Linked DNA regions of Homo sapiens: region 2 is linked to region 1. The links are chromatin loops, found by intact Hi-C in ENCODE. Cell type or tissue: endothelial cell of umbilical vein. All regions are shown on one strand. Links, peaks and the distances in the headings refer to the core of each region. The heading gives the core; the rest is flanking DNA. Region 1 overlaps OXA1L-DT (OXA1L divergent transcript). Region 2 overlaps ABHD4 (abhydrolase domain containing 4, N-acyl phospholipase B).

Region 1 (16,729 bases), core at 3,782-11,781:
ATGATATTACTCTCCATATCGCTGGGAGTGTACATTCCCTTGTGATATAGTTCCTAATATCCATCGGGGGAGAGGATGATATTACCTCCAGGATCGCCTGAGGTTGGGAGTTTGACACCATCCTGGCCAACATGGTGAAACCCTGTCTCTACCAAAAATACAAAAATTAGCCGGGCGTGCTGGCACGTGCCTGTAATCCCAGTTACTCGGGAGGCTGAGGCAAGAGTATCACTTGAACCCGGGAGGTGGAGGTTGCAGTGAGCCGCGATCGTGCCACTGCACTGCAGCCTGGGCGACAGAGCAAGACTCTGTCTCAACAACAACAACAACAACAACAACAAAGAGATTTTATAATAAACCTCCATGTATCAATGTAGCCATCATCTAGCTTTAACAATGACCAAGTCATACCGGTTTCACCTAGACCACCACCAACTCCCCTCCTCCTTTTATTATTCTGAAGCAAATCCCAGACATCATATCATTTTCTCTGTAAATATTTTAGCATTTATTAAAACAAGAGTAATTTTTAAAGTATAAATTTACTTTTAAAAACTGAAAATGCTTCCTTAATTATTAAGAGCTGTTATTTTTATTTTTATTGTTTTAACTATTAACATGATTGGACATCTTTTAATTTATTTATTGGCTCTTTAAATTTGCTTTTTTCTGAAGTGTCTATGCATATCCTTATCTCATTTATCTATTAGATAATAGATAATTCGTCTTTGTAAATTATGGATAATAACCCTTTATTTGTAATACATATTCTCCACTCCACCCTCTTCCTATATACTCATTCAAACCTGTTCATGTAGTTATTTTTCCTTGATCCCTGATGAAATCCAGGACAAGTCTAGTGATTTTTCTGGTCACTCCTACATAATTTTAAAAGTCCTCTATTAACTATCAGTCCATAGAATAGTGTTAGTAAACTGTCCAATTCTATGTAATTATTAAAATTTGGAACTTCATTTAAAGTTAAAACTTACTCTTTCCTCCACCTAGAGCTTGTTTCAGGCAAGACATCAGAGAGAAACGGTGTGTGTTGTTGGCTTTATCTGTCTTGACTCTGCAAGCACATCTACCCGTTACCTGTGGCTTCTCCCTCCCTCAGGGCTATGTGGATGTGAGAGAGGTGACAGGTAGGAGATGGAGAACCAAGAGGAAGTGGAAGGTTGCACAGACAAAGGTGCTAACAGTGGTAGTGGTAAGAAATAGTAGGGTTCTGTATATATTTTGAAGGTATAACCCACAGAATTTGCTAATGGATTGGTTGTAGGATATTGGAGAAAGAAGGGAGTCAAAGATTACATATTTTTGGGTTTTTATTGATCTGAGATCTGTATTTTTTATTGTGGTGAAAAATATATGACATAAAATGTATTATATTAAGCATTTTTAATTATTCAGTTAAATGGCACTAAGTAAATTCACATTGTTGAGCAATCATCACCAGTATCTATCTCCAGAACTTTTTTATCATCCAAAACTGAAACTCTGGGCATGCGCAGATCACCTGAGGTCAGGAGTTCAAGACCAGCCTGGCCATCATGGTGAAACCACGTCTCTACTAAAACTACAAAAATTAGCCGGGCATGGTGGTAGGTGCCTGTAATTTCAGCTACTCAGGAGGCTGAGGCACAAGAATCTCTTGACCCCGGGAAGCAGAGGTTGCAGTGAGCCGAGATCTTTTCTTCTCCCATGCACTCCAGCCTGGGAGATAGAGTGAGACTGTATCTTAAAAAAATAATAATAAATTGAGACCAAACTGAAACTCTACACCCATTAAACAATAAATCCTCCATTCCTCCTTGGCCTGGGCCCTGGTAACCACCGTTCTACTTTCTATCTCTGAATTTGACTATTCTAGGTACCTCATATAAGTATAGTTATACATTATTTGTCCTTCTGTGATTGGCTTATTTCACATAGCATAATGTTTTCTAGGCTCATCTATGATTTAATATTTGTTTATTACAGACAGTGTGCATCAAAATTTCATTGCTTTTAAGGCTAAGTAATATTCCATTGTATGTATATGCCACATTTTATTTTTCCATTCATCTGTTGTTGGACATTTTTTTAAACCACCTTTTGGCTATTGTGAATAATGATGCTGTGAACACGGGTGTATAAAGATCTGTTCAACTCCCTGCCTTCCATTCTTTTGGGTATATTCACAGAAGTAAAATTGCTGGATTTTATGGCACATCTATGTTTAATTGTTTTAGGAACCACCATCCTGTTTTCCACAGTGACTGTACCACTTTACATTTCCACTAGCAATGTGTATATGCAAGAGTTCTAATTTCTTTACACTTTTTTCCAGTCTTATAAGAAAGTCTAGATGACTTCTGTACCTTCTTTTCTTCTTTCTTTCTCTTTCTCTCTCTCTCTCTTTTTTTTTTTTTGAGACAAGGTCTTGCTCTGTCACCCAGGCTAGAGTGCAGTGGTGCAATCATGGCTCACTGTAGCCTCAAACTCCTGGGCTCAAGCGATTCTCTCACCTCAGCTTCCTGAGTAGCTGGGACTACAGGTACACACCACCATGGCCAGCTAATTTTTGTAGTTTTTTTTGTAGAGATGGGGTCTCACTATGTTGCCCAGTTGTCCAGGCTGGTCTTGAATTCCTGGCCTCAAATGATCCTCCTGTCTTTGCCTTCCAAGGAGTTAGGATTACAGGGATGAGCCACTGTAATCCTAACTCCTTGGAAGTGGCCACTCCACATTCTTGACAACACTTGTTATTTTCTATTTTTTTAATTAAAAAAATAGACTTCCTAATTGGTGTGAAGTGGTATCTCATTGTGGTTTTGATTTGCATTGCCCTAATGATTAAGTGATGTAACACTTTTCGTGTATTTATTGATCATTTGTAGAATTGGGTTGTTTGCTTTTTGTTTTTGAGTTATAGTAGATATGTAACCCGATTTTGAGGTTTTTCTATAGTAATATGTCTAATCAAGTTTTCTATTTCTCCTTAGGTCAGTTGAAAAAAAATTTCTTTTCTGGAAAATCATCCATTTCCTCTTGGTTTTCAAATTGGTTGTTGAAGAGTTACATGTGATATTTTCTTACACATTATCATTTTCTACCCTGAATTCTAGTATTTGCATACTTCATATTGTCTTTGTTTGATTTCAGATTCTTCAAAGGCATAGATTATTATCTACCAGACCATACATTTACTTGAACATGACTTCTGTGTAACAATCACTTTGGAAGAATTAATGTTAATTGATTTGGTTACGGTAGGTAACGGGTAGATGTGCTTGCAGAGTCAAGACAGATAAAGCCAACAACACACACCGTTTCTCTCTGATGTCTTGCCTGAAACAAGCTCTAGGTGGAGGAAAGAGTAAGTTTTAACTTTAAATGAAGTTCCAAATTTTAATAATTACATAGAATTGGACAGTTTACTAACACTATTCTATGGACTGATAGTTAATAGAGGACTTTTAAAATTATGTAGGAGTGACCAGAAAAATCACTAGACTTGTATTTAACTTTAACATTTAAAATAACATTTTGAATATAAAATCTTCAAAAATGCTTTTGTTGATAACTGGTATAAAATAAAATAAAAAAGGGAGTGGGAAAGTAGGATTATAATTGGAAGAAAGGAAGGAATATTTATTGAGGACCAGACACTATGTAAGCAATTTTACATAGAAAATCTCATTTGACTTTTATTACAATTCTTTGAAATGGCCATTGTCATCCTCATTTCATAGATGAGAAAACTGGGGCTCAGAGAGGTAATATAACTAGTAGATGAAAGAGCCTTTATCAGTAAGAATGAGGAATTTCTAGGAATTTAAATACTAAAAGAGCATAAATAGCTTATACGCAAAATGATAAGCAATTAGCTTTAGCATTTTCGATGTCTTGCTAATATATTTCCGTAACAGGATTGTCAGTGTTAAATAAGGACAGTACTAATAGATAACTGTTCTTTCCCCTGAGGACGTTGGAGAAACAGACACAGAGTGATCAATCAGCACACAAGTATTTTTTAACAATCTATATGGTCTATGACAATGGATTGACACTTGAGGCTTATAGTGAGTTATAGAGCTAGTTTCTGCTTTCAGAGAACTTGTATTTTGTTGGAAGCCAGGCAGATACAGATGGAATGAACAGAAATATTCAAATCCACTAATTAATAGTGCCAGAGGGTCCAAAGAGTTTATGCTGAATTGCATAGTGACTGATCCCATAGAAACACATCATGTACAAACATATCATCCGAGCTTTTTCTGAATCGGAAAGGCTCAGTTGTTTCAAGGGGCCTATATTCTCTTAGCTTGTCTGGGGATGCTGAGCTTCAGTTTTTTTTTTACACAGCTTTATATGAGGAGTTTGCTCACCTGCTGCCTAAACACCTGTTTCACCTGTTTGTTCCTCAGGGTGTAGATGAAGGGGTTGAGCATCAGGGTCACCACGGTGTTAAGCAATGCCGCCACCTTGTTCCTGTCTTCCTTCTGGTCACTCTTGCCTGACTGAATGTACATGAAGATGCAGCTGCCATAGAAGAGAGACACGACAATGATGTGGGAGGAGCAGGCGGAGAAGGCTTTCTGCTTCTCTTTGGCTGAGGGGATGTGCAGAATGGCGTGGAGGATGTGGCCATAGCAAGTGGCCGTCATAGACAGAGTGCCCAGTAAGCTGACGTTGGCTATAACAAAACCCAGGAGCTCTATCAGAGTCATGTCTGCACAAATGAGTTTCAAGAGGGGAAAGTTGTCACAGAAGAAATGGTTAATGATGTTGGGGCCACAGAATGGCTGCTGAAGGACAAGAAAACTTGGAATAATGATGAGAAGGAATCCTGTCATCCACTAACAGAGGACTAGCTGGACACAGACCCTTTTGCTCATGATGGTGGCATAATGCAAAGGGTTACATACGGCCACGTACCTGTCAAAGGACATCACCGCCAGGAGGAAGAACTCTGTGGTGCCCAAGAAAAAATAGAGCAAACTTTGCAGGAAGCAGCCTGGGAGGGAATGGTCTTGTATCCTGTGAGGATGTTGGCCAGCACCTTGGGAAAGATGACCGAGGTGAACCAGATCTCCGGGACAGCAAAGTTGCGGAGGAAGTAGTACATGGTGGTGTGGAGGCGCCTGTCCATGAGGGTGATGACCACGATGACCAGATTCCCCAGCAGTGTGAGGAGGTAGGTCAGGAGGAGCCCCAGGAAGATGAGCATCTGCAGCTCACAGGTCTCTGAGAGCCCCAGCAGGACAAACTCGGTGACGGTGGTGTGGTTCCCCATGGCTCCTCTGACCTTTGCTGGGGAGGGCTGATCAAAGGTGTTCAGCATCAAGAATCGTGATGTTGGGGACCTGAGAACAACCTGGAACTGAAAGGAGAGAGGGCTGAAGGTGTACTTTATTTCTGTGAAGGATGTATCTTCCCACCACTGACTACTCAGGCTTATCTGCAGAGCCTCTGGGGTTACCTGTTTCACGTGTGGTTTCTGGTGCATCTGTGTGTTAGACAAGAGTGTGATGATGTGCAAGGTGGCCCAAGAAAGGCTCAGAACCAAAATTTATCCTTTCTTACTTTTCTTAACCAAAACTTTTACTCCTAATTTCTCAATGAATCCCTTTGCCTATACTAATATTACCTGCTTTCAATAACTTTTGTTCTTGTGTTTATACCAATATTGGGTCTTCATCCATAAAGAGTTCATATTCGAGGGTGTTGCTGTTTAAACATTGCCAGAATCTTTGATACCTTTCATTAGTTTTTGGATTGATAAAAAGACTAGAGGAAATCTGTGAGAGAAAAGCACACCTCTCACAAATCAAATAAGGAAAAATCCAAGTAGTATCCACATAAATCAACACTCCTTAATGGGAGTTTGATATTCAACATTCTTAATGACCTGTTGCCAAGGTTCTCCTTTCATTATCTCCTTCCACAAACTCTGAGCTTTGGATATAATAGATTCTTTGCAATATTTTGATTCTTTATCCATTTTCACACAACTGTGTGTTTGCTCATGTCACTCTTTCAGTTTGGAATCATCAGCCTTTCAAGTCCTATTTATCCTTTAAGTCTTTCCTCAATAAATGCTATCTTTTCTATAAAGACTTCTCTTCCAAATAAATGTGTCTTTCCTCTGTACCTCCCATAATTTTATTATATATCATCTTTTTATTGTATTGTTATAGTTGTTTTTCACTTCTTGCTCACTGAGTCAAAAATTTCTCTATTAACCTTTGTATTTTCTGTAGTAATTAGAACAAGTTTCTTGAAATAATCAGCTTTAACAACATTTATTGAATGAGTAAGCCACATCTCAAATGTCTGAGAGATGGATTCGGTGGGTGTTTGACACACAAGTGGTTGAGGACATGTAATTTATGTAGCATTTCCTAGGGGTCAGCAACCTTGCCAGCAGCATGCCAACTCATCTGAAATTGGTCCATCTGAAGAGAGTTTGCTTTTCCTCACGACAAGTTGGAGGCATTGCTCCACAATCATTCTCTGAAGGGAGAGTCTACATCTTTGAGACGGTCTGGAGTTTGAGTGAGTGAGTAGACAGAGGTCTGGTTGGGTTTGCTGGGGAGCTTCCAGCAGCAGAAAACCCAAAAAACAAAAACCTTAGAAAGGTTTTGCCTTCTTTTTAGCACAGGCTACATTATTCTAGGTCATTCCATAAACTACCCTTATCTCTAACTTTTGCTGACAGTTATTAAAGAACACAAAATAGTTGACCAGCCTTTGAGGATATAACTAGGGCTATTTCTCATGGGCTAATTCTAGGCTTCACATTGTCTAGATCCATCAACAATTGGAAAAATAGGTTTTTGTAGCCTCATCATTTTGTTCAAAGATGACCCCAGGTGGCCCATGACAAAAGCAGAATCCAACATGAACATGACACCCAGAAACATCATCAGGAAGTAATAGGATGAGTATTAGAGTATTTTTTAGGCAAGTCCTGGGTGGTACACATTGGGAGAAACATAAGAACAGAGATTAAGGTGATAAAGAGCCAGCTGTGAATGGGACTAGAAGAAAAAGCTCCAGGTTCATGCTGAGTCATGAGCTTAGCACAGATAAATGAAGGCATTGTGACCAGCTAAGGAGATAGCATCTAGCCAGGGCCGCTGATGAACTTTTTTTTCTTCCTGTTTCAAAGCAGAGGTCACTAGTTCTTGGCCTTCCAGAACCAAAGTAAATTAGGCCACTTCCTGAATCCCAGGCATTTCCTCCTTTATTCTACATGCTTGATGAGTGAAGGGGAGACTTGCCCAGCAGTCTGAGAGCCTGGACGTGGCTGCACCATCTACTTCAGACCATTCATTGTTTTTAGGGTCAGTTGTGTAGTGCCCCATGGAAAAGTATGCACGACCTGGAGGTGTGTCCTGCCACGGTAGGAACTCAGGCTCTTTTTTTTTTTTTGCCCAGGCTGGAGTGCAGTGGCACAATCTCGGCTTACTGCAACATCTGCCTCCTGGGTTCAAGTGATTCTCCTGCCTCAGCCTCCCAAGTAGCTGGGACTGCAGGCGTGCCCCACCATGCCCGCCTAATTTTTGTATTTTTAGTAGAGACAAGGTTTCACTATTTTGGCCAGGCTGGTCTCGAACTCCTGGCCTCAGGTGATCCACCCTCCTCAGCCTCCCAAAGTGCTGGGATTACAGGCGTGAGCCACTGTGCCTGGACTTCATGCTCTTTTGAACAGTTCCACTACACCTAGAAGGAGGATGAGATATTCCCCTTCAAAGCAAAAGCATTTGGAGTTTCACCCAGATTCCATGTTGTCCAGAGCTTTGTGTCTTCCAAGAGGACAGTTACACAGAGCACAGCATGGCACAACATTGGGCAGATCAGGCCAGGCAAAGTCCCTCAGTGCAAGTGAGTAATGTAATGGCTCTGACTGAATAAACATTGGCTTACCCACTGCTGTGTTCCAGCATTGACTTGGGTGGGGCTAAAGTTACAAATGAGACCCAGTGCCTGTCCTTGATGTGCCAGACCTTCTGACAAAATATAAAAACAAGTGCCAGCAAGAGAAGGGTTTGAGGAAGCAACTGCTGCTCTGCCAGCCCCTGAAGTGCCAAGATGGAGATTACTTGGCAGGTCCAGGGTCAGGTGTCTACCAGTCCTCCGGGAGACTCCCAATCAGGCCATTCCAAACACACTGCTCACAGGACTACGGGAGATAACTGCTTCTCACGGTTATTTCCTGAGGTTGCAATATTGTCTGTTGGCTCTAAATGCTGGTCCTATACTGTTGGTGTGAGTTCTGTATCTCTCATGAATTTGATGGTATTTTCTAAGAACACCTGTTCTCTTACAAAGCTTCCTGAATGGGCAGTTGCATTCCCTGGTCACTCAGAGAAGAATAGCTTCTTTGGCGCCATCATTCAGCTCAAAGGGTCTGAAGAGTATAGAGTGTTTCAAAATCTTCAATTTTCAGCAAGCTCCTTCTGAAGTAAACATCTTTTGGTGAAGGTAATATCAGGGCTGGAAGATTTGGGTTGCAGTTTTGTTTTCTTAAGGGATCTATTCGTCTCCCTAGTTTGATGGGACTTGGGATCCCCAGAGAGTTAGTCTAATGAGCCCCACTCAGCCTCTTTCCAAGTCTCTTGGCTGTTACTTAGTACAACTTTGCAAACAAAACTTTCTGTTGTTTGTTCAGATCGAGAATAACAACTACTTTTAGTTAAAGTAATAAATCCAGGCTGGGCATGGTGGCTCATGCCTGTAATCCAGCACTTTGGGAGGCTGAGGCAGGGGGACTCACTGGAGGCCACGAGTTTGAGACCACCCTGGCAACATAGAGAGACTCTGTCTCTACAAAAATTAAAAAAAAAAAATCACATTATGCCTCCAAAATAGGGGACTCCTGTGTAACACTAGGCAGTCTTATTGTTCTAGGGATATAAGGAACCATCACAAGTAATGTAGAACTCTGGCCAGTCCTGTCCTGCAGGATCCCTTCCCTCCCAGGGCCGGGACATGGTTGAAGACGGAGTACTGGAGAGAGGGACAAAATGCAAGAAAATGAAAAAGCTGCGATTAAATGTCTTTTTCCTTTGGTTAAAAATATAAAAGCATTTGGTAAAAAGGATCAGAAACCCACGTTCAAGGCATCGTTAAGAAAGTGGGAAAAAAGAATGAAACATACATAGGCTTGATTCTCAACCAGGCTGTACAATTGGGCTCTTCGACAAGGTCTTGGTTATTCAATTTTTAATGCTGTTTATGAGAAAATTAAAGCAGATTTTTAAAGATAGATTTATGTTTTAGATCAGTTTTAGGGTCACGGAGAAATTGAATGGAAGTTATAGAGATTTCCCATATATTCCCTGCACCTACACATGCATAAGCATAAATATATATATTTTTATTTTAAAAATTATACTTATTTATTTATTTTAGAGATAGGGTGTCACTCTGTCACCTAGGCTGGAGTACAGTGGTGCAATCATAGCTCATTGCAGCCTTGAACTCCTAGGCTCCAGTGATCCTCCTGCCTCAGCCTCCCAAGTAGCTGGGATTACAGGTGTGAGCCACCACACTTGGCTAAGCAGATTACTATTATTATCTTTTGAGACGGAATCTCACTCTGTCACCTAGGCTGAAGTGCAGTGGTGCGATCTCTGCTCACTGCAACCTCCACCTCCTGGGTTTAAGCAATTCTCCTGCCCCAGCCTCCTGAGTACAGGCATGCGCCACTACACCTGGCTAATTTTTGTATTTTTAGTAGAGATGGGGTTCCACCATGTTAGTCAGGCTGGTCTTGAACTCCTGACCTCAAGAAACCTGCCCACGTTGACCTCCCAAAGTGCTGGGATTACAGGTGTGAGCCACCAAGCCCAGTCCTCCTAAGCAGACTATTTTTAATGTCATTTTACCACACTATAGAAGCAAGTAATCCTATAATATAGAAAGTTTGGAAACTCTAGTTAAATACATATTTTTAAAAATCCCTCATTCATGACCCCAGCTCAATACATTTAACACTTTAATTTTCCATCAGATTATTTTTCTGATACATTTTTTACATGAGTGTGATTGTATTCTACATGCCTTTACTACTCAAAAAGTGGTATGTACACCAGCAGCATTGGCATTATTTCTGTTAAAAAAAGCAGAATCCCAGGCATCACTTTAGTCCTCCTGAATCAGAATCTCTATTTTAATAAGAACCCTGGGTGATTGCTTAGTATCACATTGTATTTACATATATATTTTTATTCTGCTTTTTTTTTCATTTAAACCAGCAATAGAGGTGTTTTTCATGTAATTAAAGATTTCGCATAAATATAATTTTAAATGCTGGATTTATCATTAGTTTACATAACCATTCCCTTTTCACATTTAAGTTGTTTCCAACTTGTCATTATTAAAGTAGGACTTGGATAAATATCTTTGTATATAAAACATTTTCCATATTTGAGATATTTCCTGAAAACAAATTCTTAGAACTGGAATTACTAGTCCAGAGGACTAGAGGCTGGCAAATGTCTAACAACAGGCTCTCAGGAAAACAAAAGGTGCCTTGATTTGTAGTACTTGCGATTTCTATGGTGTAAATACTTTCATTCTGGCTAATTTTATTTACTTATTTTTTTCCTGAGATTGAGTTTCACTCTTGTTGCCCAGGCTGGAGTGCAGTGGTACACTCTTGGCTCACTGCAACATCTGCCTCCCTGGTTCAAGTGATTCTCCTGCCTCAGCTTCCCAAGCAGCTGGGATTACAGGTGCCTGCCACCACGCCCAGCTAATTTTTGCATTTTTAGTAGAGATGGGGTTTTGCCATGTTGGCCAAGCTGGTCTTGAACTCCTGACCTCAGGTGATCCACCTGCCTCGGCCTCCCAAAGTGCTGGGATTACAGGCATGAGCCACTGCGCCCCACTCTGGCTGCTTTTAAGTACCAATGTGATGTTACTAAATGCAGACCTGGCAAGAAATGTGCATAATCAGCTCTCAAAAGCTGATGGGAGCTGACTCCAGCATACAATCAACACACTCTCAATGCATGGGATGGCATGCCATTATGTCTCTTACATGTATGTTTGTATGTTTGTATGTATGTATTTATTCATTGCCTTCCACCCACTTTCCAAGCTCTCATTCTTTTGCCCTGTAAGAGGTCACTGTAATTGAATTTGCACGTGTCTATGTAAAACATATAAAGTGTATTTTTATTTTATGTAAATATTATATAGTTCTTGTTCTTTTTCTTACTCTTTTTACTCTGCAGTGTACTATGAAGACTTATTGATATGTATACTTTTAGTTTAATGTTTCTAATTGCTGCATTTTATTCCATAGTGTGCATTACCACATTTTATTGATCCATTTTCCCAATGATGGTCATCTGGATTGCCAACAATATCCTGCGACAAGCGTCTTTATAGAAGTAGCCTTATGGATGTGTGGCAATTTCCTGGGATACGTACATGTGAGTAGGATAGCTGGGCTATAAGTTGTATGCATTGACTTGACTAAGCACTGCTAGGATGTATTTATGTCTCTTAGGTGAGCCTACATTCTCCATTGCCTTATTGGTGTAGACAACACTAGAACAGAATTATAGCTGTGTTCCAACTTATAGCTATCATCAATATTCAGTAGTCAATTGATGACATTAGTGGTATTAGGAAATGCATTTATATAAAACAATACACAAGTTTTTAAACCTATATTTTATATTTTACCAATATAGGTCTCAAATTTGGCAGAAAAGCCTAGCAATATCTCTATGAGTAGTGAAAACATTTTGGTACAAGCAAGTGGAGCAAATTCACAGGGTGTGCCTGAGACTGTCAGAGGCTTTCAAGGAATGACCTCATATGGACTCTTGTATCCAATTCAAATCAAATAGGCCAGCTGCAGTGGCTCACACCTGTAATTCCAGCACTTTGGGGGGCTGAGGCAGGCGGATCACCTGAGTTCAGAAGTTCGAGAACAGCCTGACCAACTTAGCGAAACCCTATCTCTACTAAAAATACAAAACTTAGCCAGGCGTGGTGGCAGGTGCCTGTAATCCCAGCTACTTGGGAGATTGAGGCAGAATAATTGCTTTAACCTGGGAAATGGAAGCTGCAGTGAGCCGAGATCACACCACTGCACTCCAGCCTGGGCAACAGAGCAAGACTCTGTCTCAAAAAAAAAAAAATCAAATATATTTGGAGTAATGAGTCCTGTGACATTAGGCAACTTCATTATTAATGATAGACCACCCTTTCCATTTCCAGGGAAGCAAAGAGAAGCTATAAGGAAGGGACATCACAAGGACTGAGTTCATTCACTTCCTGACATCATTCTTTAGTGGTCTTAGATGCTGAACCTTCAAATGCTTTCTTCTTCTTGCTGCTTTTCACATGCACATAAATATGAAAAAGTAGTTTTCTATTTTAAACAATCTTCCTCTTATCCTGAGTCTTCTAAAGTTTACTTCTTTTACTTCTTTTCTCTTCTTTGAGAGCTGGACTTTATTCAATGGTTATTTCGTACTTACTAGGTTTCAGGCACTGGGCTAGGCACCACAAAAACAGTGGTGATTGAACATAGGCTCCTCTGTGGAGCACATAGTTTACTTCTTGGAAAGAGACTTTTAAGTTTACTGTCTTCACCCTTTTACCTTGTATTTGTTATTCATCCCTGGTGTCCTACAGAGTTTTGTCCTTAGGTTTCCCATTCTCTCTTGGTGGTCTCATCTGTGCTTACATCTTCAACTCTTACTTACTCCCGCATTGGTGATTCAATGTATATAATGAACACAGGCATCTCTCTTAAGCCCCAGAAACATCTATCCAACTATTTACTAAAGGTATCCACCTGTGTGCATTAAAGTCAATATGTTGAAAGTGCTCTTCCCTTTTGCGACCATCACTGAAGTGGGAAAAGCCAAAATGAAGTTCAATCCCTTTGTGACTTCTGACCAAAGCAAGAACTGCAAAAGGCATTTCAGTGAACCTTCCCACATTTGCAGGAAGACAATGTCTTCCTCTCTTTCCACAGAGCTGAGATAGAAGTACAACGTTTGATCCATGCCCATCTGAAAGGATGATGAAGTTCAGGTTGTATGAGGACACCATAAAGGTCAGCAAACTGGCAAAGTACTCCAGGTTTACAGGAAGAAATATGTCATCTACATTGAATGGGTGCAGTGGGAAAAGGCTAATGGCACAACTATCCATGTAAGCATTCACCCCAGCAAAGTGGTTACCACTGGGCTAAAACGGGACAAAGACTGCAAAAATGTCCTTGAATGGAAAGGAAAATCTCACCAAGTAGGAAAGGAAAAGGGCAAATACAAGGAAGAAACAATAGAGAAGATGCAGGAATGAAATAATCTAATATACAAGCTTTCATTAAAACTTGAAATGAAAAAGAAAAAAAAGCCAATATGTTGAAAGTAATTGAAGAATGTACCAGAAACCAATAAAAGTAATACTTGTAGGTGGTAGTTTGGGGTGGATAGAGTCAGGGTGGACAGCATGATTCCTTAATATGTATCTTTTCATGTATTTAAAAAATCTGGGGGCTGGGCACAGTGGCTCATGCCTGTAATCCCAGCACTTTGGGAGGCTGAGGCAGGCAGATCTCGAGGTCAGGAGTTTGAGACAAGCCTAGCTAACATGGTGAAACCCCGTCTCTACTAAAAATACATAAATTAGTCGGGCGTGGTGGAGGGTGTCTGTAATCCCAGCTATTCGGGAGGCTGAGGCAGGAGAATTTCTTGAACCCGGGAGGCAGAGGTTGCAGTGAGCTGAGATCATGCCACTGCACTCCAGCCTGGGTGACAGAGCATGACTCCGTCTCGGAGGAGAAAAAAAAAAATCTGGGAAATCCTAGACAGATCAATTAGGCAAGGGAAATAAATAGACATCCAAACAGGAAAAGAAGTCAAATTATCTTTCCTCAGATGATGTTATTCTCCATCTAGAAAACCCTACAGACTCTGCCAAAAGGCTAATGGAACTGATAAATGACTTCAGTAATGTTTCAGGACACAAAATCAATGTACAAAAATCGGTTGCATTTCTATATACCTATAATGTTCAAGCTGAGAGCCAAATCAGAACACAATCCCATTTACAATAGCCACACAAAAAATAAAATACCTAGGAATACATCTAACCAAGGAGGTGAAAGGTCTCTACAAGGAGAACTACAAAACACTGCTCAAAAAAATCACTGATGGCACAAACAAATGGCAAAACGTTCCACACTCATGGATTGGAAGAATAAATATCATTAAAATGACCATAGAACCCAAAGTAATCTATAGGTTCAATGCTATTCTGGTCAATGTCATTTCTCACAGAACTAGAAAAAGCTATTCTAAAATTCATATGGAAGCAAAAAGGGCCCAAATAGCCAAAGCAATCCTAAGCAAAAGGAACAAAGCTGTCAGCACCACATTACCTGACTTCAAAATATACTATAAAGCTACAGTAAGCAAAACAGCATGGTACAGTACAAAAACAGACACATAGACCAATGGAACAGAATAGAGAACCATAAGTAAAGCCACACCCCTACATCCATCTGATCTTCAACAAAGTTGACAAAAATAAGCAATGGGGGAAGAGACTCTCTATTCAATAAAGGGTGCTGGGATAACTGGCTAGCTATATGCAGAAAAATGAAACTGGACTCCTACCTTTTACCATGTACAAAATTAACTCAAGATGGATTAAATATTTAAATATAAGAGCTCAAACTGTAACAATTCTAGAAGAAAACCTAGGAAACATCATTCTGGACATCAGCCTTGGGAATGAATTTATTACTAAGTCCTCAAAAGCAATTGCAACAAAAACAAAAATTGACAGGTGGGATCTAATTAAACTAAAGAGCTTCTGCACAGCAAAAGAAACTATCAACAGACTAAACAGACAACCTACAGAATGGGAGAAACTATTCACAAACTGTGCAGCCAACAAAGATCTAATATCCAGATTCTATAAGAAACTTAATTCAACAAGCAAAAAATAAATAACCCAATTAAAAAATGGGCAAAAGACATGAACAGTCACTTCTCCAAAGAAGACTTTCAAGCAGCCAACAAACATGAAAAAATGCTCAATATCACTAATTATCAGAGAAATTCAGATCAAAACCACAAAGAGATACTATCTCATACCAGTCAGAAAGGCTATATTAAAAAGCCAAAAAACAACAGATGCTGGTGAGGCTGCAGAGAAAATGGAACACTTACACACTGTTGGTAAGAATGTAAATTAGTTCAGTCACTGTGGAAAGTTTTTTAAAGATTTCTCAAAGAACTTATAACAGAACTACCATTCAACCCAGCAATCCCATTACTGGGTATATATCCAAGAGAAAATAAACTGTTTTACCAAAAAGACATGTGCTTGCATGTTCATTGCAGCACTACTCACAATAGCAAGGACATGGAGTCAACCTAGGTGCCCACTGACAGTGGATTGGATAAAGAAAATATGGTACCTATATAACAAAGAATGCTATGCAGCCATTAAAAAGAATGAAATCATAGTTTTCTGCAGCAACATGTATGCAACTGAAGGGCATTATCCTAAGTGAATTAAAGCAGAAACAGAAAACCAAATATCGCATGATCTCGCTTATATGTAGAAGCTAAATATTGGGTACACATGGACAAAAAGATGGAAAAAATAGACACTGGGGACTACAAGATAGGGGAGGTAGGGAGTGGGGGAGAGGGTGGAAAAACTACCTATCAGGTACTATGCTCACTACCTGGGTGCTGGGTTCAGTCATACCCCAAACCTTAGCACCATACAATTCACCCATGTAACAAACCTGCATGTGTTATGAAAGTTATCACATTCTCTTGGGCTCCCACGCCTTTGCATATGCTGTTCTTCCTACTTGAAATGTTTTCCCGACCTTGGCCAAAAGCAGGTTGAGTTTTCCATTGGAAAACTTTTCTAAGTACTTCCCCCTTCCCTCCACCCAATCATACTTCTCTTGTCTATAAATAGTTCTGATATTGCACTAAATACTGTATCATCACTTCTGTTTTTTTCTTTGTATCCGCCTACTAACAATGTGACCCTGGACACATCCTGACAGCAGGAATTTAATCACATTTTTCTTTGTATTTCCAGCATCTGGCACAAGTACTTATATGGTGACATCATATAGATTGAAATGTTAACCATGATTTTGTTTTGATAAGCCACTGTGTGGAAAACCATGATTTTTTATGAGTATTTCTTATTCCTCTCAATTTGGGTAGGTAGACTGGGAAAGAAATGATGCAGAAGGAAGAGTAAAGCTTTTCTGAAGTTTAAGACTCATGGAGTGGAAAAAAGCTGATGGGTCAGAACATGCCTTTTTACTTCCTCAGATTCTGCACACTAGGGAGAAAGAGGAGACTTGAAAGAGAAGAAAGGACAGTTCAGAGCTAATGGGGCTCCAGAAAGGGGCATAGTGCTTTGCCTTTCCTAATTCCTGGCCAAGTCTGAAAGGGGAAATGATAGAACCACACATAGAGTTGTGGGTCTGAGAACAGAAAAAACTTGTGATTTGCTTTCTGGAAAGGGCCTTCAGGCAATGGCAATACCACAGAGGAGAAGAGGCTACATAAAGTTTCTAGGCAGGTGGGATTTTCAAGAGCATCAAGGAGTTTTCTGCAGCTCAGAGGTGCAGAAATAGAGTAATGAGGTATAGAGTGCCTGAGAGAGGTAAAGAAGTAGCAGGGAGAGCTGCCCAAGCTTCAAGGACCTCACTGAGAAG
Region 2 (15,017 bases), core at 4,608-12,607, 86 kb after region 1:
AGAAGGAGCATCAGCCATCAGTAAGGTGAAGTCTACAGATCTCCTAGGCCTTTAGCAGAGTCACCAACCAAGATAATGGGGTCCTTGTGGGTTGGGGAACAGACTCTGTGCACCTGCTGACATCTGTTAATCCTCCTTAGTATTCTCTCCAGGAATGAGGAAGGTCTTTCCTCCTTAACCCTAGTGAAGAGTGATATTTAGCAGGATGATGACAAAGATCTGTCTAGCATAACAATGCTGAACTTATACTATGAAAAACACTTGGGGTGGAGCCAAGATGGCCGAATATGAACAGCTCCAGTCTACAGCTCCCAGCGTGAGAGACGCAGAAGACGGGTGATTTCCGCATTTCCAACTGAGGTACCAGGTTCATCTCACTGGGGAGTGTTGGATAGTGGGTGCAGGAGAGTGGGTGCAGCGTACCGAGCGTGAGCCGAAGCAGGGCAAGCCATCGCTTCACTTGGGAAGTGCAAGGGGTCAGGGAATTCCCTTTCCTAGTCAAAGAAAGAGGTGACAGACGGCACCTGGAAAATTGGGTCACTCCCACCCTAAAACTGTGCTTTTCCAATGGTCTTAGCAAACTGCACCCCAGGAGATTATATCCCGTGCCTGGCTTGGAGGGTCCTATGCCCACGGAGCCTCACTCATTGCTAGCACAGCAGTCTGAGATCAAACTGCAAGGTGGCAGTGAGGCTGGGGAAGGGGCGCCCGCCATTGCCAAGGCTTGAGTAGGTAAACAAAGTGGCCGGGAAGCTCGATCTGGGTGGAGCCCACCGCAGCTCAAGGAGGCCTGCCTGCCTCTGTAGACTCCACCTCTGAGGGCAAGGCATAGCCAAACAAAAGGCAGCAGAAATCTCTGCAGACTTAAATGTCCCTGTCTGACAGCTTTGAAGAGAGTAGTGGTTCTCCCAGCACGCAGCTAGAGATCTGAGAACAGACAGACTGCCTCTTCAAGTGGGTCCCTGACCCCTGAGTAGCCTAACTGGGAGGCACCCCCCAGTAGGGGCAGACTGACACCTCACACGGCCGGTTAATCCTCTGAGACAAAACTTCCAGAGGAACGATCAGGCAGCAACATTTGCTGTTCACCAATATGTTCTGCAGCCTCCTCTGCTGATACCCAGGCAAACAGGGTCTGGAGTGGACCTCCAGCATACTCCAACAGACATGCAGCTGAGGGTCCTGACTGTTAGAAGGAAAACTAACAAACAGAAAGGACATCCACACCAAAACCCCATCTGTACATCACCATCATCAAAGACCAAAGGTAGATAAAACCACAAAGATGGGAGAAAAACTGGAAACTTTAAAAATCAGAGTGCCTCTCCTCCTCCAAAGGAATGGAGCTCCTCACCAGCAACGGAACAAAGCTGGATGGAGAATGACTTTGACAATTTGAGAGAAGAAGGCTTCAGATGATCAAACTACTCCAAGCTAAAGGAGGAAGTTCAAATCCATCACAAAGAAGTTAAAAACCATGAAAAAAAATTAGACGAATTGCTAACTAGAATGACCAATGCAGAGAATTCCTTAAAGGACCTGATGGAGCTGAAAACCACAGCACGAGAACTACGTGACGAATGCACAAGCCTCAGTAGCCGATTCGATCAACTGGAAGAAAGGGTATCAGTGATGGAAGATGAAACGAATGAAATGATGCAAGAAGAGAAGTTTAGAGAAAAAAGAATAATAAAAAAAAAAAACGAACAAAGCCTCCAAGAAATATGGGACTATGTGAAAAGACCAAATCTACGTCTGATTGGTGTACCTGAAAGTGACGGAGAGAATGGAACCAAGTTGGAAAACACTCTGCAGGATATTATCCAGGAGAACTTCCCCAATCTAGCAAGGCAGGCCAACATTCAAATTCAGGAAATACAGAGAATGCCACAAAGATACTCCTTGAGAAGAGCAACTCCAAGACACATAATTGTCAGATTCACCAAAGTTGAAATGAAGGAAAAAATGTTAAGGGCAGCCAGCGACAAAGGTCGGATTACCTACAAAGGAAAGCCCATCAGACTAACAGCTGATCTCTTGGCAGAAACTCTACAAGCCAGAAGAGAGTGGGGGCCAATATTCAACATTCTTAAAGAAAAGAATTTTCAATCCAGAATTTCATATCCGGCCAAACTAAGCTTCATAAGTGAAGGAGAAATAAAATCCTTTACAGACAAGCAAATGTTGAGAGATTTTGTCACCACCAGGCCTGCCTTAAAAGAGCTCCTGAAGGAAGCACTAAACATGGAAAGGAACAACCGGTACCAGCCACTGCAAAAACATGACAAATTGTAAAGATCATTGAGGCTAGGAAGATACTGCATCAACTAATGAGCAAAATAACCAGCTAACATCATAATGACAAGATCAAATTCACACATAACAATATTAACCTTAAATGTAAATGGGCTAAATGCTACAACTAAAAGACACAGACTGGCAAATTGGATAAAGAGTCAAGACCCATCAGTGTGCTGTATTCAGGAAACCCATCTCATGTGCAGAGACATACATAGGCTCGAAATAAAGGGATGGAGGAAGATCTACCAAGCAAACGGAAAACAAAAAAAGGCAGGGGTTGCAATCCTAGTTTCTGATAAAACAGACTTTAAACCAACAAAGATCAAAAGAGACAAAGAAAGCCATTACATAGTGGTAAAGGGATCAATTCAACAAGAAGAGCTAACTATCCTAAATATATATGCACCCAATACAAGAGCACCCAGATTCATAAAGCAAGTCCTTAGAGACCTACAAAGAGACTTAGACTCCCATACAATAATAATGGGAGACTTTAACACCCCACTGTCAACATTAGACAGATCAATGAGACAGAAAATTAACAAGGATATCCAGGAATTGAACTCAGCTCTGCACCAAGTGGACCTAATAGATATCTACAGAACTCTCCACCCCAAATCAACAGAAAATACATTCTTTTCAGCACCACATCACACCTATTCCAAAACTGACCACATAGTTGGAAGTAAAGCACTCCTCAGCAAATGTAAAAGAACAGAAATTATAACAAACTGTCTCTCAGACCACAGTGCAATCAAACTAGAACTCAGGATTAAGAAACTCACTCAAAACTGCTCAACTACATGGAAACTGAACAACCTGCTCCTGAATGACTACTGGGTTCATAATGAAATGAAGGCAGAAATAAAGATGTTCTTTGAAACCAACGAGAACAAAGACACAACATACCAGAATCTCTGGGACACATTCAAAGCAGTGTGTAGAGGGAAATTTATAGCACTAAATGCCCACAAGAGAAAGCAGGAAAGATCTAAAATTGACACTCTAACATCACAATTAAAAGAACTAGAGAAGCAAGAGCAAACACATTCAAAAGCTAGCAGAAGGCAAGAAATAACTAAGATCAGAGCAGAACTGAAGGAAATAGAGACACAAAAAACCCTTCAAAAAATCAATGAATCCAGGAGCTGGTTTTTTGAAAAGATCAATAAAATTGATAGACCGCTAGCAAGACTAATAAAGAAGAAAAGAGAGAAGAATTAAATAGACACAATAAAAAATGATAAAGGGGATATCACCAGCGATCCCACAGAAATACAAACTACCATCAGAGAATACTATAAACACCTCTATGCAAATAAACTAGAAAATCTAGAAGAGATGGATAAATTCCTGGACACATACACCCTCCCAAGACTAACCCAGGAAGAAGTTGAATCTCTGATAGACCAATAACAGGGTCTGAAATTGAGGCAATAATAGCTTACCAACCAAAAAAAGTCCAGGACCAGATGGATTCACAGCTGAATTCTACCAGAGGTACAAGGAGGAGCTGGTACCATTCCTTCTGAAACTATTCCAATCAATAGAAAAAGAGGGAATCCTCCCTAACTCATTTTATGAGGCCAGCATCATCCTGATACCAAAGCCTGCCAGAGACACAACAAAAAAAGAGAATTTTAGACCAACATCCCTGATGAACATCGATGCAAAAATCCTCAATAAAATCCTGGCAAACCGAATCCAGCAGCACATCAAAAAATTTATCCACCATGATCAAGGGGGCTTCATCCCTGGGATGCAAGGTTGGTTCAACATACACATATCAATAAATGTAATCCAGCATATAAAGAGAACCAACGACAAAAACCACTTGATTATCTCAATAGATGCAGAAAAGGCCTTTGACAAAATTCAACAACACTTCATGCTAAAAACTCTCAATAAATTAGGTATTGATGGGACGTGTCTCAAAATAATAAGAGCTATCTATGACGAACCCACAGCCAGTATCATAATGAATGGGCAAAAACTGGAAGCATTCCCTTTGAAAACTGGCACAAGACAGGGATGCCCTCTCTCACCACTCCTATTCAACATAGTGTTGGAAGTTCTGGCCAGGGCAATCAGGCAGGAGAAGGAAATAAAGGGTATTCAATTAGGAAAAGAGGAAGTCAAATTGTCCGTGTTTGCAGATTACGTGATTGTATATCTAGAAAACCCCATCGTCTCAGCCCAAAATCTCCTTAAGCTGATAGGCAACTTCAGCAAAGTCTCAGGATACAAAATCAATGTGCAAAAATCACAAGCATTCCTATACACCAATAACAGACAGAAAGCCAAATCATGAGTGAACTCCCATTCACAATTGCTTAAAAGAGAATAAAATACCTAGGAATCCAGCTTACAAGGGACGTGAAGGACTTCTTCAAGGAGAACTATAAACCATTGCTCAATGAAATAAAAGAGGATACAAACAAATGTAAGAACATTCCATGCTCATGGGTAGGAAGAATCAATATCGTGAAAATGGCCATACTGCCCAAGGTAATTTATAGATTCAATGCCATCCCCATCAAGCTACCAATGACTTTCTTCACAGAATTGGAAAAAATTACCTTAAAGTTCATATGGAAGCAAAAAAGAGCCCTCATTGTCAAGTCAATCCTAAGCCAAAAGAACAAAGCTGGAGGCATCATGCTACCTGACTTCAAACTATACTACAAGGCTACAGTAACCAAAACAGCACGGTACTGGTACCAAAATAGAGACATAGACCAATGTAACAGAATAGAGCCCTCAGAAATAATGCCGCATATCTACAACCATCTGATCTTTGACAAACCTGACAAAAACAAGAAATGGGGAAAGGATTCCCTATTTAATAAATGGTGCTGGGAAAACTGGCTAGCCGTATGTAGAAAGCTGAAACCGGATCCCTTCCTTACACCTTATACAAAAATTAATTCAAGATGGATTAAAGACTTAAATGTTAGACCTAAAACCATAAAAACCTGAGAAGAAAACCTAGGCAACACCATTCAGGACATAGGCCTGGGCAAGGACTTCATGTCTAAAACACCAAAAGCAATGGCAACAAAAGCCAAAATTGACAAATGGGATCTAATTAAACTAAAGAGCTTCTGCACAGCAAAAGAAACTATCATCAGAGTGAACAGGCAACCTACAGAATTGGAGAAAATTTTTGCAATCTACTCATCTGACAAAGGGCTAATATCCAGAATCTACAATGAACTCAAACAAATTTACAAGAAAAAAAACAAACAACCCCATCAAAAAGTGGGTGAAGGATATGAACTTCTGAAAAGAAGACAATTTATGCAGCCAAAAGACACGTGAAAAAATGCTCATCATCACTGGCCATCAGAGAAATGCAAATCAAAACCACAGTGAGATACCATCTCACACCAGTTAGAATGGCGATCATTAAAAAGTCAGGAAACAACAGGTGCTGGAGAGGATGTGGAGAAATAGGAACACTTTTACAGTGTTGGTGGGACTGTAAACTAGTTCAAGCATTGTGGAAGTCGGTGTGGCGATTCCTCAGGGATCTAGAACTAGAAATACCATTCGACCCAGCCATCCCATTACTGGGTATATACCCAAAGGATTATAAAACATGCTGCTATAAAGACACATGCACACGTATGTTTATTGTGGCACTATCACAATAGCAAAGACTTGGAACCAACCCAAATGTCCAACAATGACAGACTGGATTAAGAAAATGTGGCGCATATACACAATGGAGTACTATGCAGCCATGAAAAATGATGAGTTCATGTTGTTTGCAGGGACATGGATGAAGCTGGAAACCATCATTCTCAGCAAACTATCACAAGGACAAAAAACCAAACACTACATGTTCTCAGTCATAGGTAGGCATTGAACAATGAGAACACATGGACACAGGAAGGGGAACATCACACACCAGGGACTGTTGTGGGGTGGGGGGAGGGGGGAGGGATAGCATTAGGAGATATACCTAATGTTAAATGACAAGTTAATGGGTGCAGCACACCAACATGGCACACGTATACATATGTAACAAACCTGCACGTTGTGCACATGTACCCTAAAACTTAAAGTATAAAAAAGAAAAGTCAATATTATTATTATTATTATTTTGAGACAGAGTCTCGCTCTGTCGCCCAGGCTGGAGTGCAGTGGTGTGACCTCGGCTCACTGCAGCCTCGGCCTCCCGGGTTCAAGCGATTCTCCTGCCTCAGCCTCCCGAGTAGCTGGGACTACAGGTGCCTGCCACCACGCCCAGCTAATTTTTGTATTTTTATTAGTGATGGGGTTTCACCATGTTGGCTGGGCCGGTCTTGAACTCCTGACTTAGTGACCTGCCCGCCTTGGCCTCCCAAAGTGTTGGGATTACAGGCGTGAGCCACCGCGCCCAGCAAAAAACCGTCAATATTATAATAGCGAGAGGAGAATGTTTATCTTGAGATATTTCACCAGGATGGGGTTGAGACAGACCCTCAGAATCTCAAGTGGCTTTCTTGCTTCTGCCAGATAGACCAGGACCCTGAGGAAGGACAGAAAAGGAAGGGAGACTGAGAGAAAGGACCCTCCAGACCTCATCCGAGGACTCTGTATGAATTGAAAAGTCACAAAATGAGAAAAAATCTTGTGCACCATTCATTGGACATTGTGTTTGTTATCAGTTAAGAGTAGGAGTCTTAGGCTGGGCGCGGTGGCTCACATCTGTAATCCTAGCACTTTGGGAGGCCAAGGTGGGTGGACCACCTGAGGTCAGGAGTTCGAGACCAGCCTGACCAATATGGTGAAACCCCATCTCTACTAAAAATACAAAAATTAGCTGGGCATGGTGGCGGGTGCCTGTGGTCCCAGTTACTCAGGAGGCTGAGGCAGGAGAATTGCTTGAACCTGGGAGGCAGAGGTTGCAGCGAGCCGAGACTGCACCATTGCATTCCAGCCTGGGCAACAGAGTGAAAAAAAAAAAAAAAAAAAAAAGAGTAGGAGTCTTTTCTATCTGGCCATGAACTGTACCTGCAGGGTCATGGATCAGAATGGAAAGAGGTACTCATCAAGATTTCACCACCGTTTTGGCAATGAAACCAGACTACATTTTTAGCACACATACTTTGGTGTCTATACCGAGGAGGAAGTTAAATTTAGCACATTTTCTGCTAGTCGCTGAATACTGCAGTACCACCTGGGTCTTAAGTTGAGTCACAGTCCTTTTAATGTCTGTCTGTGGAATCTCTCCTTTTAAACTGCTAGGCATTTGAGGAGCCTGGATTTATGGTTCAAACTGTCACCATAAATCCTTAGTGCCCACCCAGAAACTGTGCTGATTGGGTAGAATGTTCATAGTAATTTCTTAGTCCCACCTAGTGGAATGTTAGGAATGTTCCTGTCAGATGGGGTGTGTGTCTGCGTGCTGGCTTGTGCCCATGCGTGCAGACCATGTAGTATAAACAGGGGACTCTGGGTGACCTTTCTCAGACTCTTCTTGCGTCTGCTCCTGAAGAATGTGTTTGCCTCGTGTTGAGTTGGAAAAAGCAGATCAGCATGTTGTGCTACCTCCAAAAAAAAAAAGTGATTCTGGAGCAAGCAGAATGAACTCTCAGGGGCACAGGCCCTACTCTACCCAGCCTTCTGGGTCAAATGTCAGAGACAGAGTCCCTTAGACCAGTTCCTGCAGACACAGGGCACCAGAATCTCCTAGGAATGTGTTTAAATGTAGATTTCACGGTCAGACTCCATTCAGGTTAACCAGATCAAACTCTAGGGAATACAGCTCAGGAATCTATATTTAAAAAAAAATACCCCCAGGTTGTTTTGTTATGTGACTGGGTTTGGTAACCACTGCCTCACTTGGCCCGTTCTTCAAGAGGGTGGTAGGGTCATGCAGTGTTGATATTAAGTCTTTTAGATTTTACCATCTAAGCATCTTTTGCATTTTTCCCCTCTCTGTGTCCATTAGCCCCTAGCCAAGTCCAAACTACCATCAGCTCTGGCCTGGACCACTGCAGCAGCCTCAAAGTTCTCATCCCCCTCTCATCTGAACTCCACAGAGCAGCCAGAATGGCTCTTTCAATCTCAGGCTGATTTTGTCACACTCCCTACCCCACCCTGACCCCCATTCATTTCCTTCCATTGCTTTTTAGAATGAACACAACATTCTTCATGTGGCCAGAGGATCTGCTGAGCTGGTCCCTACTGATCTCACCAGACTTCTCTCCCAGCCACCTGCCTTTGCAGTCGCCCCTCTCTCCAGACAGTCCTTCCCCTTTCCCTGGTCCTGCCTTCAGGCACAGCTGCCATCACTTCTGCAGGAGGTTTTCTCAATTCTCACGGGTAGCACTTTAGCAATTTTACATTGATTTACATAATATTTTGACTAGGTGCATCTCTTTGAGTGAACTGGAATTTCTCACAAAGGCAGACACTCTCTGTTTCTTCACTATTGCAGCCCTAGTGGTTGGCATGTAGTAAGCTCTATATACCTGCCTTCTCCTCCCTATAAAAATCCTCAGAGAAGACACAGGGTCCTGAGATGGATCAGAACTTTGTAATTATATTCAGGAGGAGTTCTGTCTATTCATTCATCATGACATGTGTAGTATCATGTGCTTTTTTTTTAAAATTTAGGTTTAATACATTTTCAATCAGCCTATGCACATGGAATATGCGCCATTTAGAACCGTGGAATTCTGGGCCCAGCTGGACTCAGCCAGCACAGAGCAAGCACTGTTAGTAATGATTTGAACACTTTTTTGAATACTTGGTATATCTCACTTCCCGTGGCATGATGAAAACAAACATTTATTGAACACGAACTATGTGCTAGATGTACCCTTTGTCTTTATGTTGCTTATGGTCTGGGGAGGAAAGAGACGCTAAACAAGTAACCACAAGTTTATAAGTTTTACAAAAGGGGCAGATGATATGCCACAGAGATGCAGAACAGAGGGGTCCGAGTCTAGTTTAGGGAATCAGGGGAAGGCATCTCTGCATAAGGAATATTTGAGCTGAGATCCAGAGGATGAGAGGAAGTTAGAGCAGGATGCAGGGAGCAGTACATGTGTGGGCTTCCCTTGAACTTAGGAAGAAAGGGTGTCTAATGGGCAGCAGGAAGTACTAAGTTCCACCTCTCTACTGTGAACTGGGGCTTGCCCCATCCACACTGTGGATCTCGACTCCTCATTTGTCATGAGTGGTTGGCTGAGAGGGCCTGTGCTGACCTGGACTCTGGGCTGGGTCTAGCGGGCAAACGCCACACTAAAAGGAGAAGGAGTCGTGGGTAGGCAGGCAACCCTCAGGACTCCCTTCTCTCAGGCATCACACAGGCTGTTGCGAATTCAGCACCACCAGTGATCAGAGCAATTTTAAACATCATCCCCACCGGTAATTTTTACTCGTTTCTTTATTAATATAGAAAAGGAGCCCAGGGCAGCTGGACCAGTAGTACAAAGCACCAGGAGTTAATACCATTCTGGTGAAGGGGATGGTTTTACAAAAGTGAAGGAGCAGGCAGGAGCCACCAGGTTCTGAGGCCAGGCCCAGCCTACTGCCCAGAACCCCTGAAACGGCTCCCTGGGAAAAAGCTGACAGATGGGTCAGGGGTGGATTGAGCTGGAAACCATGGGGACAGATGGCAGGGATAGAGGGTCATGCAGTGGGAACCACCCAGTGGCTGATAAGGACAGGGAACTTGTGGCTGGAGGCTCCCCATTGGGCCATGGGCAGGGGCTTGCAGATGGCCTCAGCTCTGGGGGCAGGTAGAGAAACTGCAGAGACTGATGGGCATGGAGAACCCAGACATGGCCCTGGGGCTGAAGGGCCTTTCCACCCTCTCTTCACCAGGAGCCACCTTTGCTCTATACTACATATGGGGCTTCAGGGCCCAAGGCACAGGGGAGGCTCAGAGGCCTCCAGTTGGGAGGAAGATGGGGCAAGGAAGGAAGCACTTGAGTGTCCCTAGCTTAGGCAGCCGGGGATGAGACACAGGCAGGACAACAGCACCCCCGCATAGTGGGGCTAGAATGTGGGACAGGGACGGGCTTATCCTCGGCCAGTGACTAGGACCAGCCCCATGGCAATGGTGCCTGTCTCCAGCCTTAGCAAATCAAGTGTGCAACAAGCACAGGGTGTCGGCAGACCTGGGCTCTAGCCTTACAAGCTCTGCCAGAACTTGAATCACACAGAGCTGTATCACCATGGTCCAGCCATGTCCTGCCTTGGCCTGTTTCCTCCTCTGTCAATGAGGGCTTTGAATAAGACCTCCTAGGTCATGAAAAGGACTCTGCAGGTGAAGGGAACTCCAGGACCTGCTCTTGGCAGTTAAGCAGACCCTGGATGGAACTGGTATGGGATGGGGTGAAGTGGGGGATGGAGGAGGAAGGTGTTCTTGCATGGAACCTATCCCCACAAACACTACAGAGTGAGGAAAGGCCACTGGAAGCCCTTCTTTGCCCAGAGGAAGAAAGGCCACAGAGAGAGTGAATGTGGCTTGGTGCAATCCCTTCACATCCTCCACCATCTGGGTAACACTTGGCAAGGAGTGGATGGGTGGCATTGTGCAACCCTTTATGTTCTTCCCTGGGGGTGGCACTCAAGGCCTCTTGTGGCTTCTGCCTTCAGCCTTCAGTGTAGGGTCAAGAGTGTTCTTTTCACTGTCGTCCTGTTCTGGGAACAGCACAAGACTCTGCCTGGCTGGCACATGTTAGTTGGTGAGGAAAGGACAGAGTGGGTGAGTAAGCAGACAGGGAGGTAAGAGTGACTCTCTGGCTTTCTCCTCTTCCTCTTCAGAGAGCAGCTCAATCAACTGAGTCGCAGATCTCCTCCACCACAGCATTGAAGATGTGTGGCTGGTCAGCATAGACATGGTGGGAGGCACCCTTAATCTCCTGTGGAGAGAGAACCCGCAGGGGTGGGATGGCCTTTTATTCCTGGTGCTGGGAAGCCTTCACGCTATTTCTTTTCCCCTTAGACTTGCTTGCCTGCCACCCACGAGCTCTTATCAGAGATAATGCTCCACCTTTCTCGCTTGGATCTTGGTATTTTCCTTTGACAGCCAATGCTTTCCCATTCTACTTACTTGATAAACATTCACTGTGTCTTTCCTTCTGTGTTAGCCCCACCACTGATCTGCTCATTTAATCCAAAGGTCCAGTAAACCTGGGCCCATGGTTGGCACCCAGCCTCATTAAGCACACTCATTGGCACATGGCGGAGAGGGGTAAGAAAAAAGGGGAGGAGGTGTGGTGGGGAAGCTTCATGGCAGCCTCTACTATTCACTCTACTGCCCATGGCTCTGGTTTTGGGGTAGAAACTACATGGGGGCTGGAGTAGCAGCAGGTGCCTGGCTGCTAGACAAGAACCAGCCTTTTAGCTGAACTGGGCTAAAAGCAGGAAGCCCCTAATGAAGGTAGTACAATACGAGCACTTTGGGAGGCCAAGGTGGGCGGATCACGTGAGGTCAGGAGTTCGAGACCAGCCTGACCAACATGGAGAAACCTCGTCTCTACTAAAAATACAAAATTAGCTGGGCGTGGTGGCGCATGCTAATAATCCCAGCTACTCGGGAGGCTGAGGCAGAAGAATCGCTTGAACCCGGGAGGCGGAGGTTGCAGTGAGCCGAGATTGTACCATTGCCCTCCAGCCTGGGCAACAATAGCGAGACTCCATCACGAAAAAAAAAAGATATTCCAAAGAGAGTTTCCAAACTTCTCAAATCTACTGCTCTATCTCAGTCTGTCCATTCCTCTTTCTCCTTGATCACCCTTCTCTACCCCAAGGCTGAGAGGTGATTGACTCTCAGTCATCATTTCCACTCCTTGGGTGGTGCAACATACCATGTCTCGGACATAGGAATCCGGCCGCTGCATCTTCACCTTTTTTCCCGTACTGGTATCTATCCAGGTGTCGGACCCGTAGATCATAGTGATAGGCACATCTTTTCGAATCAAGTGAATTCGCTCCAGCATAGGGCGCCGGGCCCAGCCAAAGGACTCCATCATGGCTTTGAATGCTGTCTCACCACTGTCAAAAGCAAAACAGCAATAAACTTCACAGCAGAATATGTCAACTTGTTGGTCTCTTCAGAGACTGAGGCAGAATCTTAGTCACCTTTGTATTCCTGTCAAAGCCCCACACTGGGCTCATTAAATATTGGTAAGATTAGGGGAAGACCAAAATTCCAGAGGCCTCCCATCACAGAAGAGTTCGGAGGAACACTTGTGAAAAACCCCATGGCAGTACGAACTGTCCAAGAATCTGAGAATGAAATGGGTTATTATTGACTCAACAAATATTCTGTCATGCCCTGGACTGGGAAAGGGGACATATGAACAAGAAAGGCAGGATGCTGTCCCTCCTGGAGCTCACACACTTTAGCTCATGTGTTAGGGAGGTAGGCATTAAGTAACTAATCATATGATTAATTGTTATTTAATTTAAAATTTCTTGGGCTGGGCACGGTGGCTCACACCTGTAATCCCAGCACTTTGGGAGGCCGAGGCGGGCGGATCATTTGAGGTCAGGGGTTTAAGACCAGCCTGGCCAACATGGTGAGACCCTGTCTCTACTAAAAATACAAAAATTAGCGGGGCGTGGTGGTGCGCTTCTGTAATCCCAGCTACTCAGGAGGCTGAGGTAGGAGAATTGCTTGAGCCTGGGAGACAGAGGTTGCAGTGAGCCAAGATCACGCCACTGCACTCTAGCCTGGGTGACAGAGCGAGACTCTGTCTCAAAAAAACAAACGAACAGCCAGGCATGGAGGCTCATGCCTATAATCCCAGCACTTTGGGAGGCTGATGCGGGCAGATCACCTGAGGTCGGGAGTTCGAGACCAGCCTGGCCAACATGGTGAAACCCATCTCTACTAAAAATACAAAATTAGCCAGGCATGGTGGTGCATGCCAGCAATCCCAGCTACTTGGGAGGCTGAGGCAGGAGAATCGCTTGAACCTGGGAGGCAGAGGTTGCAGTGAGCCGAGATCGTGCCATTGCACTCCAGCCTGGGCAATGAGCAAACCTCCATCTCAAAAACAAACAAACAAACAAACAAAAAACAACTTAAAATTTCCCAAGAAGGATGAAAAGGTGGTCGAGTGCTATGAAAACACAGACTGGGGATTTAGCCTGTTGGGGGTCTAGAGACATGGTCAGAAGTTCATCTGAGGTGAACGCTTAAAAGTGAGTACTATAGTAGTAAAAAGGGCTTCCTGAGAAGACTCTGGAATTAAAAATCAGTCTTCCAAGGGCTGGGGGAGCAGCAGTTTCTGTTAAGCAAGAAACAACAAATGCCAATGTAATCTATTTCACTCCCCGGTCATTTGCTCAGGTAGAATGAATTGAGGCCGTATCATGAGGTGTCCACAAGGCTGGGGCAGAGCCAGCTTTCTGGGGCTGGTCTGCAGCTTCTGCTAGAGATAGGGCAGGTTGGGGACACTGCTGCCTCCTAGGCTTGGCCTGTTTAGTACCATCAGATCTCCATTCTCTTTTACATGTACAGATGAAAGGGAACCTGAGTTCTGCCCAGGCCATCAGAAATAAATTTTTCCTTAAGATACTGCAGCACGGCAGAAAAAGCATGGAATTTGGAGTCAAATGAATTCAAATCCTCAGCTGTGTTTTCTTAGCAAGTCATGTAACCAGAATATACTTTAGTTTCCTCATCTATAAATGTAGAGTATTATACCTACTTCACTAGGACATCATTAGGAAAATAAAAATATATACAAAGCCCCTAAGTTTAGGTGAGATGAAGTAGATACCCTCAAACATGTTGGTCAAATTTCATGTTTTCCAAGGAAATGATAAGAGTTACCATGAGCTTGTCAGGGTTACAAAGTCAAAAAACTCAGGGAGTTACAAAATTGAGTGACGGTGTTTGGGGGTGAGGGAGCTGGTTGTCACTGATGTCACCTTTGCTTCCTCTGGGATGTGAATGAATTATAAACTTATATACTCTGTGGCTTAGGTTGGGAGGACATTGTACAGAACTAGGTCTGGGATGGGGAAAGTTCTGGGGAAAGGGCTAGGGCTGGGCCTGTGGGGCCTCAGGTGGGTATGAGACAGGCACTGAGCCCATGGGGGCTGAGAGAAGGGCCAACGGCAGGAAGACAGGGGAACCTGATTTGACTGCTGAGCTGGGAGTTTCTATACTACTGTTTGATCAGGGTTCTTCAATTAGCTGAGCTCATGTGGAATGCTGGACAGACAGCTCACACACTGCCCAACAGCTGTTGGGGTTTGAGGTTAATGTTCAGACAGTATTGCTGGAATGCAAATCTCTGCCTTTCTCATGGCTTTGGGCTCCCAACAAGTGACTTGGACAGCCCTAGAAAGGAGTAGGGCAGTAAGCTTGCCTTTGCTGAGATACCTCCCAGCAGCTCGGGGTGTCACCAACATGGCCTCGTGGTATCAGCCAGTCACAGGGCACTTCCACATAAGAGGATTACCTCCCTGACTGCCCTGCCATCCACGGTGCCCAAACTGCAGGTAGGTAGGCTTGTGGGGCCTGCTGTGTAAATAAGCAGCCCCAGATAGGAACTTTTCAAAGTTCTCGAGACACCCCCAAATCTCCCAAAGATGCAAAAAAATTTCTGTCTCAATGATAAGGCATTTCAAATGCACATAATTAAATTTTAAAATGCATGCTCTTTCATTGAGAAATTCTATTGGTAGTAATGTGTTCAACAGATACAGTCACATGTGTGTACAAAGGAATATGTACATGGAGGCCCTCTGAA

The links. Peaks named below come from ENCODE experiments on the same cell type or tissue, not always from the same donor. Only the 100,000 strongest peaks of a DNase experiment are listed, where the experiment ranks them.
Region 2: a loop joins it to region 1, with 9 times the contacts of the local background. A loop is called at or near these places in 3 of 110 quality-filtered maps.

What each region holds. Positions count from the first base shown.
Region 1 is chr14:22,690,695-22,707,423 of GRCh38, reverse strand. OXA1L-DT (OXA1L divergent transcript) reads left to right here. Exons shown (of 3, transcript XR_001750638.3): 3 at 1,009-3,204. It also overlaps the pseudogene RPL26P2 and the pseudogene OR6E1P. Among named protein-coding and RNA genes, the nearest start is that of OR6J1, 55 kb to the right of the region's middle. In endothelial cell of umbilical vein, for the core only: no CTCF peak of the experiment used is centred there; a DNase peak (open chromatin) is centred at 7,163; H3K27ac peaks cover 1,723 bases.
Region 2 is chr14:22,607,010-22,622,026 of GRCh38, reverse strand. ABHD4 (abhydrolase domain containing 4, N-acyl phospholipase B) reads right to left here. Exons shown (of 7, transcript NM_022060.3): 6 at 12,117-12,303; 7 at 9,064-11,168. The coding sequence ends at 11,079. Among named protein-coding and RNA genes, the nearest start is that of ABHD4, 16 kb to the right of the region's middle. In endothelial cell of umbilical vein, for the core only: no CTCF peak of the experiment used is centred there; a DNase peak (open chromatin) is centred at 7,656; H3K27ac peaks cover 2,887 bases.